2 separate regions of the Homo sapiens genome follow, and region 1 is linked to region 2. Evidence: chromatin contacts called from ENCODE Hi-C or POLR2A ChIA-PET data. All regions are on one chromosome and are shown on one strand. Each heading gives the region's core, a stretch centred on a gene start or an enhancer-like site at or near the end of the contact. The rest is flanking DNA. Distances are from core to core; before and after follow the strand shown.

Region 1 (5,229 bases), core at 435-2,934, 710 kb before region 2:
GTTGTTTTGAGTTAAAAGTAAAAGAGCATTGCCTGGGCATGGTGGTTCACACTTGTAATCCCAGCACTTTGGGAAGCCGAGGCTCACCTAAGGTTAGGAGTTCGAGACCAACCTGGCCAACATGGTGAAACCCTGTCTACTAAAAATTAGCTGGGTGTGGTGGTGTGTGCCTCTAACCCCAGCTACTTGGGAGGCTGAGACAGGAGAATCGCTTGAACCAGGGAGGCGGAAGTTGCAGTGAGCCAAGATAGCACTACTGCACTCCAGCCTAGGTGACAGAGTGAGACTCTGTCTTAAAAAAAAAAAAAAAAAAAAAAAAAAGAGCATTACTATGGTGACAGAAAACCAAGAGTCTCATTCAGGGATCAGCTAATTTTTTCTAAAGGAACAAACAGTAAATATTTGAGGCATGCACAACTACTCACTTTGACCTTCTAGTGTGAAAATAGCCATGGACATACATAAACAAACAAATGAGTATAGCTGTGCTCCAATAAAACTTTTTTTATGGACACTGAAATTTGAATTTCATGTAATTTTTACACATCACAAAACATTATTCTTTTCATTTTTTCCCCCAACCATATAAACACGTAACACTCCTTCTTAGCTCAGGAGCTGGCTGCACAAAAACAGGCAGCACAGCCAGTTTGCCAACCCCTGGTCTAGTCCCAGCTCTTCCTGTAGCTAGCTGGCTGTGGGAGCCTATGCCATAAGCCTTACACGTGGTTCCTAGGTGGAGGCATCATCACACAGAAATACTTGCCTTCCAGTCCCTTGTGAGAAGTCAATGAGACAATAAATATGCAAGCACTCTGAATGGCAGGCTGCACTATACAAAAAAACAGTAGCCAAAGGCAGCAGCGATAACACTTGTTTTTAAAAAATTGGATTCCAAGTTGCTCTAGAGCAAAAACTGTGAGACAGAAAATTGTCACTGGGCAGGCAGTGTGAAATGGTTGAAAGAACTACACTTCCGAGTCAGATATCACTTCCAGGCTCCCCCTTTATGACCTGTAGTCCTTCGGTATTTAAAATCTCTAATGAGCATAAGTTTCTTCACCTGCAAAACCAGGAAGGGAATTCCTACCTCACAGAATGAGACGTTAGTGAAACAAGTACATAACCCACCTAGTGCCAGGCATTTAGTAGGTGCTCAATTTAAAAATTGCACTCAACATCATTATCAGTGTTCGAGTGCAAGTCCCAAAGGTTCCTTGGGAGGCTGTAACTAATCAGGAGTAGGAGAAAGTTGAGGAATTGGAGTCCGTGTACATAGTGGGACTAGAACCCAGGTTTCCTGCCTAACTAATGGAAGTTAAGCAGGCCTCTACGGGCCTGTCTTCCAAGCTGCAGACGAACCCTCAGGACCTACCAGCTCCATCGCTAGATACTGTGAACTCCGCCTACAGCCCCCAGGCCCAACCAGGCTCGAGCGTCAAGTCACTGCACCATAATACTTCGGTCCCACGGCACTTTGCTACGACCGAGGTATTACAGTGCAAAACACCCTCAAAAGCCACAGCCTGAATCACCACTTAAAAATGCGACAGGGCAGGTAGGGCAGACGCGAGACTTACGTGATTAGGGGTAGACCCGAAGACGTACTCTTCAGTGTGCGGAAGGATCCCCAACGGGATGCCCTCCCGCGGCCGCCGCAGTCGCCGCTGTCGCCGCTGAATACAGTTCAAACCTCGCGGGAGGCCCCGGGAGCCAATCGCTGCGCTCGCCCTCCGACCCGGAAGCAGAGCCACAGCGCGTCGCGGCAGCCCCCAAGGAAGACCAGCCTGCCTCTGGTCGGTTCCTGGCGCTCTGCGGTGCGTATCGAGCTGGGAGCCCGAGAGGCCGGGATGCTTTTCTGCCGGCCGCCCAGCCTTGCCACTCTATTCCCAGGAGTTCTTCCTTCCCACTTCGGGCCCCGGGAGGTGGGAGCGGGGTCTTGAGGAACTCGCCTGGCCCGGGGAGAGGTGTCGGCGCTCATTGCAGAGACTTATCTTGTTCCCTCCCTTCTTCTCTGCCGTTGTAGTTTTACAGGGGCAAGTCCTGTCCAACGTGTACGGTGAGGCCCCGGCCACTGCTTTAATGAGCAGTAGGTGTAGGGACGGAACAATTTCGTGACCTCGAATCTCTTGCACTTCTATACCTCTCTGTCTCCGTGTCCATAACACTTGCTGGTCACCCTTCAAAAGTCTCCAGTCCCTGATGTCCATTCCTAAAGTTACTAGTTTATAAGCGTCTCGAGGTGGGACTCATTCTCAGTACATACTCTTAAGGTGCTTGATATGTTTGTTACTGAGTCCAGCTGTTTTCAGGACAACCCTTGTGTCGAATTTTTTAAAAAACCAAAAACTCTAAAACCCATAATTCTCATGTGGGAATGCTACTTCCAGAATGCACACTAGTCCCTGACAGGTTAAGGTCTTCTGCCTAGTTTTAAGAATATTATTATTTTAATTTTTAAGTTCCGGGATACGTGTGCGGGACGTGCAGGTTTATTACAAAGGTAAAACGTGTGCTATGGTGGTTTGCACACCCATCACCTAGGTATTAAGCTCCACATGCATTAGCTATTTATCCTGATGCTCTCCCTCCGCCCAACCCCCTGAACATTATTTTTATATCACACATTTTGGTACTCCTTAACAACAGATCCTGTATTTTCTATCTGTTTATATTATAGCCCTTTTCACGTTGAGTCATAACTATCCCTAAACTGTGGTCTCCTTCAAGCCAGGAGGCTGTTTTTTTCTTCATTAGCGCTGGTTCTCCACACACAATGAAGTCTTCCAAATCCTGGCCCTGCTTATGAGCTTGGCAAGTTAGTTAACCTACTGAAGCCTCAGTTTCTCCATCTACAAAATGGAGACCAGAGGTAGTACCTGCCTTTAGATTTGTACAGATACCAGATGTGATCATGTCAGTAAAATGCTTAATATGGTACCTACAAATAGTGGTTCATAAAAGTTATTAATTTTTATTAACATTTGCTGTTAAAATGATTCCATCTTCAGATGAAATACTATTTGTTTTAGATAATCTAAACAGAACTTTGCAGTGTTATTGTCTGCTAGAATCACAGATATGGGAAAGAGCTGTGGAGCAAATGTGGAACCATTAATAACTAGATTTAATATTTTTCCTGCAGTTTCTGTCCCTTGATAAGTACTTTAAATGTTTCTTTTGAGCTTTCTGTCTCATTGTAACACCACAACCTTATTTTGATGCATTTGCTGAATGACTAACATATTGACCATTGTAATTGTACCTGTGCTCTAATCCACAGTTTCGTGACCTTGTCCAGTAGAAGGCTATTTAATTTTCACAACTGCTTGAATTTTGACATACAAGATGAAGCAAGATGCCTCAAGAAATGCTGCCTACACTGTGGATTGTGAAGATTATGTGCATGTGGTAGAATTTAATCCCTTTGAGAATGGGGATTCAGGAAACCTAATTGCATATGGTGGCAATAATTATGTGGTCATTGGCACGTGTACGTTTCAGGTTAGTCTACAAAACTGCACCGAATGACAGTGAACATATTTCACTACTAAGAGAACTTACACAAACCAAATCTAAACTTTGAAAGTATATTGAGTTTGAATGTTAAAAAAAAAAAAGATAAGATCCATAGAGAAAGATGTTCCCAGTTATATGTGCCTGAGATTTATGTAAACATTATATAGATAGTGAAAAAGAATGGTATGAGGCTTCACTTTTGCCTCATGATCATTAATGGAATATTCTGATAAGTGAAGGCTATGATTAACTGAACATTGGTATGTACAGGAAAAAAACAATATAAATGAGATCCAATTAATTACGGTTTTTCTACATCCTGCTTTGACATACAAAACCAGCTAATGTTGAGAGCCCAAAAAACAATCTTCCAGGAGATTTTATAGCTTTTATAATATTCAGCTTTCCTATTAGTATGCTGTCATACTTTTTGTGCATCTAATGTATGCAGAATATGGAGTCATATTAATTGAGCAGGCAGTTAAGCATAGCCATTAAGAGCATGAATTCTAGAACTGGAATGCCTACATGTTTACTCCTGCTTTACTTACTTCTTACTAGCTATGAGACCTTGAATAAGATATTTAGCATCTCCTGTAAACATGAGGAAACTAATGCTTGAATTTTAGTATATGTAAATATACTAAATAAAAATTCCAAGAGGGCATCTGACAACATTGTAATCCATATGTATGTTTTAGTTGTCATTGATACGAGCAGTGGTAACACTCTCAGGTTTAATCACCAAAGTAAGATTGCTTTGTGGTGAACATAAACCATGTTTTCCCAGAGGAAAGCTAGTTTTACATGTAAGAGAGACTTGGAACAATGAAGGTTCAACCCTCAGGACTATCTGGTTAATCCTTTGTCTATCAGAGTATTATTATTATTTTTATTTTTTTTTTTCAGACAGAGTTTTGCTTGGTCGCCCAGGCTGGAGGTCAACCTCGGCTCACTATAACCTTCATCTCCCGGGTTCAGTTGATTCTCCTGCCTCAGCCTCCCAAGTAGCTGGGATTACAGGCATGCACCACCACACCCAGCTAATTTTTGTATTTTTAGTAGGGGGTTTCATGATGTTGGCCAGACTGGTCTCGAACTCCTGACCTCAAGTCATTTGCCTACCTCGGCCTCCCAAGTGCTGGGATTACAGGTGTGAGCCACCCTGCCTGGCCTAGCAGAATATTATTAATAGAACCGTATTTCTCAAATTATAATGAGCACGGTAATTTGGAAGTGTCCAATTTTCAAAGATTTAAAATAACTATCACTAAAGTGATAGTTATTATAAATGTTATTTCCTCCTTTACTGAGAAGGCAATTCTGTTTTTGTTTTGTTTTGTTTTGAGACGGAGTCTCGCTCTGTCATCCAGGCTGGAGTGCAGTGGTGCGATCTCTGCTCACTGCAACCTCTGCCTCCCGAGGTCAAGCAATTATCCTGCCTCAGCCTCCTGAGTAGCTCGAATTACAGGCACGTGCCACCATGCCCAGCTAACTTTTTTGTATCTTTAGTAGAGACGGGGTTTCACCATGTTGGTCAGGCTGGTCTTGAACTGACCTCGTGATCCGCCCGCCTCAGCCTCCCAAAGTACTGGGATTACAGGCGTGAGCCACCATGCCCAGCGGCAATTCTGTATCTTACAGTATTCTGACATCAAAAATGCAATTTGGCATTTTATAGCACAATGAATATATAAAGCTTTACAAATT
Region 2 (4,726 bases), core at 1,043-3,542:
AAACAAAACAAAACTTTTCCTTGCAGGAAAATTTCCGTGAACCTGTGGTTTTGGGGGCAAGGATGAGAGCAAGAGGCAAAAACTAGTTCAGAACCTAGACAACTAGTGGAGTCTGCAAACAAATCAAAACCAAGATAGGCATGGTTGGTGAGCATGTAAATTGGTATAGCCACTATGGAAGGCAGTATGGAGGCTCCTCAAAAAATTAAAAATAGAACTACAGTATAAACCATATAGTATATACCATATATATCATATATGCATATGTACCATATATACAATATATACGTATATACCATATATTCTGGGTATATATCCAAAGAAAATGAAATCAGTATGTCAAAGAGATATCTGCATCACCATGCTCATTGCAGCATTATTCATAATAGCCAAAGTATGGAATCACCTAAGAGTGAACTGATGGATAAAGAAAACGTGAAATGTAAAAATGTGGTATATGTATGTATATTTATATATATAATGAATACTATGCAGCCTTTAAAAAGAAGAAAATCCTGTCATTTGTGACAACATGGGTGAATTTATGCTAAGGGAAATAAGCTAGGCACAGAAACACAAATACTTCATGATCCCACTTATATGTAGAGTCAAAAAAAGTGGAACTCATAGAATGAGAGCAGAATAATGGCGGGATCTTGGCTCACTGCAACCTCTGCCTCCCAGGCTCAAGTGATCCTCCCATCTCAGCCTCTCAAGTAGCTGGGACTACAAGTGCCACTGTGCCTGGCTAATTTTTTTATTTTTTTGTAGAGATGGGGTCTCACTATGTTGCCTAGGCTGGACTCCAACTCCTGGGCTCAAGGGATCTGCCCGCCTCGGCCTCCCAAAGAGCTGGGATTACAGGCCTGAGCCACGACACCTGGCCGACCTTAAATATTCTTAGCACAAAATAAACATATACACACAAGCACACACGACTATGTGAGGTGATGGGTATGTTATCATTTCACAACATATACAACTATGAAAACATCACATGGTACACTGTAAATATATACAATTTTTATTTAAAGCTAGAAAAATTCTTTTAAAATAAACTAAAAAGGCAGTCCATAAGCTTCTGTTGAATGGATGAAAATCTCTACCATAAATAAAAACATAATATGCAAAGGTATTAATAAGATTTGGAAGAAAACCTAAGAGAGTATTAACAGTAGTGACTACTGGGGATCACCGAGATACAGGGTATTAGGGATGGAAGGTTTACTTTTCTCTTTTTTTTTTTGAGACGGAGTGTCGCTCTGTCGCCCAGGCTGGAGTGCAGTGGCACGATCTCGACTCACTGCAACTTCTGCCTCCTGAGTTCAAGTGATTCTCCTGCCTCAGCCTCCTGAGTAGCTGGGACTACAGGCGCCCGCCACCACGCCTGGTGAATTTTCTGTATTTTTAGTAGAGACGGGGTTTCACCGTGTTAGCCACGATGGTCTCGATCTCCTGACCTCGTGATCCGCCCGCCTCGGCCTCCCAAAGTGCTGGGATTACAGGCGTGAGCCACCGCGCCCGGCCGGAAGGTTCACTTTTCAATGGATCTTTGGGAAGTTTCAAAACATACATGCTCAACCTTTAAAAATTTCTCTAGGGGAAATCCCTTCTCCACATCCTATAGGTGTGCTTCCTTCTTCCTCTCCACACACTTCACTATCAAAACCTACATTACTTCCAACAGTCGACCCTCGAGGGAATAAGTCCCTGGTCCCCACGATCGGGACCAGCCAGTCCACACTGCCGACCCCTGAAAGGCGGTCTCAGCTGCTCGGTCAGCGAGAAAAAAAGCCGGCGAGGTCCTCGTCCTGCAGGCCACAGCGAAGACAAAAACCTCTGGTTACTGGCCTCAGGTGCAAGGCTGCTCCGCATTGGCAGCGCGGTACCATTCCTATTATTATTACGTAGTCTTGTTTCTTTCTGGGAGAAAGCACCTAGGGAGAGTTGGGCTGGCCCCGCAGGGCGCTCCGGGACACGCGTCCTCTGCAACGCCGCAGCCTGCGCCAGCGTTCGACCGGGACGACTCATCGAGGCCCGACTCGCATTTTCAGTTGTCAGATTCGCCACTTTTTGGTGTCAGAATTTAAAACAAAAATTCCAATTTCTCTATTTCAGAAGCTCTTTCTGTCCAGAAAAACACAAGCAGGAGAGACTTCAGGTTTTTGAATTATTCGTCTCTTCTGGCCTCCACGGTATCTACATCCAGTGAGCGGGGACCGTGAGTCGAAAGCGACGACGCGGATGCTCAGGCCACCGTTCCCGGCGCGCAGTCGCAGCTGACCCTCGCTCCCGCCCCCGCCTGGAGTCCGACGTGGAAGTTGCTGGCTGACTGGGCTTGCGAGGAAACCGCCTCGGAGCTGCAGCCGAAGGCCAAGGAATCACTGAAGATCGGCGAGGGAGGACAGGGGGTTCATCATGGGTGAGGGGTTCGAGAAGGGCACCTGGGCGCGCTCGAGGGAGCCGCGGCCGAGGGCTGGGGTGCAGAGGAGGAGAGGGGCCGGCCAGGATACCCTAGAGTAGCCAGCTCCTCAGGGGGCGGGTCGCGGAGGACTTGACTCACTTTGGATCTTCATCTGTAGGGGTGGATCCGGCCTCTCGCGTTCTCCTCCGTCCTCTCTCGGTTCCCCTTGATTCCTGCGGGGTCCAGGGACCCGGACAGCTTGGGGACGTCCGCAGAGCCTGGGTTCGAGTTCTTTACCCTTATCATGAAGTTTTCCCTCATCCCCAGCTCCACTTGCTGGGCAGAGTTGTTCTTGCGGAGGCTGGCAACGCGTCAGTCGCAGGTTCGCCGAGGTTTCTTGGTGAAAGATGAGCTGCGGCCCCAGAGTGGAAGCTTAATCATTCTCTTTACCAGGGGCGCTGGGACGGCGTCAGTTTGAAAAACCTGAGAGCAGGTGTTGCTTATGTTGTTTTATGGCCAGTTTGGCATTTGTCTGCTAATCTGCTGTAGCGTTTCATGTAATAATACGGGTATTTCTAGTCGGCAAATGAAACTTTATTCTTGGTTCTTGGCCCGCTGATTGAGGGAACTGCATTCTCACAAGCATCAGGTAACACCCTCGCCCCGCTAGAACCCAAGTGAGGGTGCACATTCTTTAACTCGTTTCTCACCCTCCAAATGAAGGTGCAGATTCTTTGGCTTGGTTAAATCCCTCCACAGTTTTCTGGGGAGCATACTTCTTGCTCCCAAGCATCACAGGCGCTGTCCTGTCTTCCATAACCGCCTTCAGTTTTGTTCCGCCTCTCTTCTACCTGTAAATGGTAGAAAGGACTTTGTCAAGTCACACCTATTCTGTTGAACTTTCCCAAGGTTCTCTAGCCCATGGTGTTGTTCATTTTTCAACTCGCAGCTCTTAGTTATGCCATGTCTTTGCCAAATAACAGTGTGGCATCACTTCTGATGTTAACTATTTTTTTTTGTATTAATGTAACTTGTTTTTAATCTTCTCTAATGGCTCTGGATGGGAAAAGGACTGTGCTTTTTATCCTACACAATACTTGGTGTACAGGAAGCTTTCTGGGAATATTTTGTGATGCATTGGATAGAGCTTTATTATTTTTAAAAGTGGGTTTTTTGTCAAAAATAGTTATTGTTTTCAGCTTTTTTCTCAATTTCTTGTACTAGCTATATTGCTTCGTGGAGAACTCTGATTGAAGTTGGTTATAGTGGTACTGCTGCTGTACAGTACTTTTCCTGTGCGAGGATTACATTGTCCCACTATCCTCCTTACTGGCCCCTTGGTTTTTAGGGGTAGTGAGGGGATCATGCTAAAATATTCCTATTCTGCTGATTAGAAAATGAGATTCCCAAAGGCCGCGGCCATATTTCTCTTATTATTTGGTTTATCTTCTGTGCCTGCATGACACAATAGTAACATAACTAAGGACATAGTAACATAACTAATTACTTGTTTGATATTGAATAATATATTTCATTGGGAGGAAAAATATGCACCTACGCATCCAGGAAATTATAATATTTAATTTGGTATTTAGCTCTCAAAGGACAAGGTTAGATGTTTTGTATACCTAGTTCACAAAATGACATTGTGTATGTTTTTTCTTTTATTATTTTTTAGGTGGCTTTTTCTCAAGTATATTTTCCAGTCTGTTTGGAACTCGGGAAATGAGAATTTTAATTTTGGGATTAGATGGAGCAGGAAAAACCACAATTTTGTACAGATTACAAGTGGGAGAAGTTGTTACTACTATACCTAGTAAGTGTTGGTATGATGAGCTAATTGTAGGGACTTTCTGGTCTCCATCCAACATAACTATTTCTTTCTTTCTTTTTTGTTTGTTTTAGTAGAGATCAGGTATCATCACTATGTTGTCCAAGCTGGTCTTAGACTCTTGGCCTCAAGTGATCCTCCTGCCTTGGCCTCCCAAAGTGCTGGGATTACAGGCATGAGCCACTATGCCAGGCCTATTTCTGAATAAATTAATTCATATAATAAAGTATTTGATAAAGTTTGTAAACTGCTAGTATGAACATAACATTGATAACACTTTTTCCATCAACTAAGAGGCAGCTTAGTGTAATTTAAGGACCCTTGTTCTGGTTTACGGCCGGGTTGGGCTGTTTATAGGTTTAAGTTACTAAATCTTACTGAGAGCCAGTATCTTTACTAATAAAATACATAAGATAACAAATACCCACTGGTTTTCAGGGGGAAATAAACAAAGTAGGTAAAAGTACCTTTTAAATCTGTGTAAAGAATTA

What was found. Hi-C counts contacts between places; a loop is a spot of excess contacts on that map. ChIA-PET counts read pairs that join two places held with the same protein, here RNA polymerase II (POLR2A). Pooled maps may share reads with other maps.
Region 1: a loop to region 2 is called in a pooled map, with 12 times the contacts of the local background. The contact joins the promoter of PARPBP here to the promoter of ARL1 in region 2. A Hi-C loop is called at or near these places in 3 of 37 single-sample maps with no recorded cell type and 14 of 50 pooled maps. POLR2A ChIA-PET finds 5 or more read pairs at or near these places in 1 of 52 experiments (T-cell).

What each region holds. Positions count from the first base shown.
Region 1 is chr12:102,116,638-102,121,866 of GRCh38, reverse strand. PARPBP (PARP1 binding protein) reads right to left here and starts at 1,684. Exons shown (of 11, transcript NM_017915.5): 1 at 1,581-1,684. It overlaps NUP37 (nucleoporin 37), which reads left to right and starts at 1,753. Exons shown (of 10, transcript NM_024057.4): 1 at 1,753-1,817; 2 at 3,284-3,504. The coding sequence starts at 3,349. RefSeq lists enhancers at 281-838, 1,883-1,952.
Region 2 is chr12:101,405,338-101,410,063 of GRCh38, reverse strand. It overlaps ARL1 (ARF like GTPase 1), which reads left to right and starts at 2,292. Exons shown (of 6, transcript NM_001177.6): 1 at 2,292-2,422; 2 at 4,083-4,220. The coding sequence starts at 2,419. RefSeq lists enhancers at 2,630-2,679, 2,760-2,809.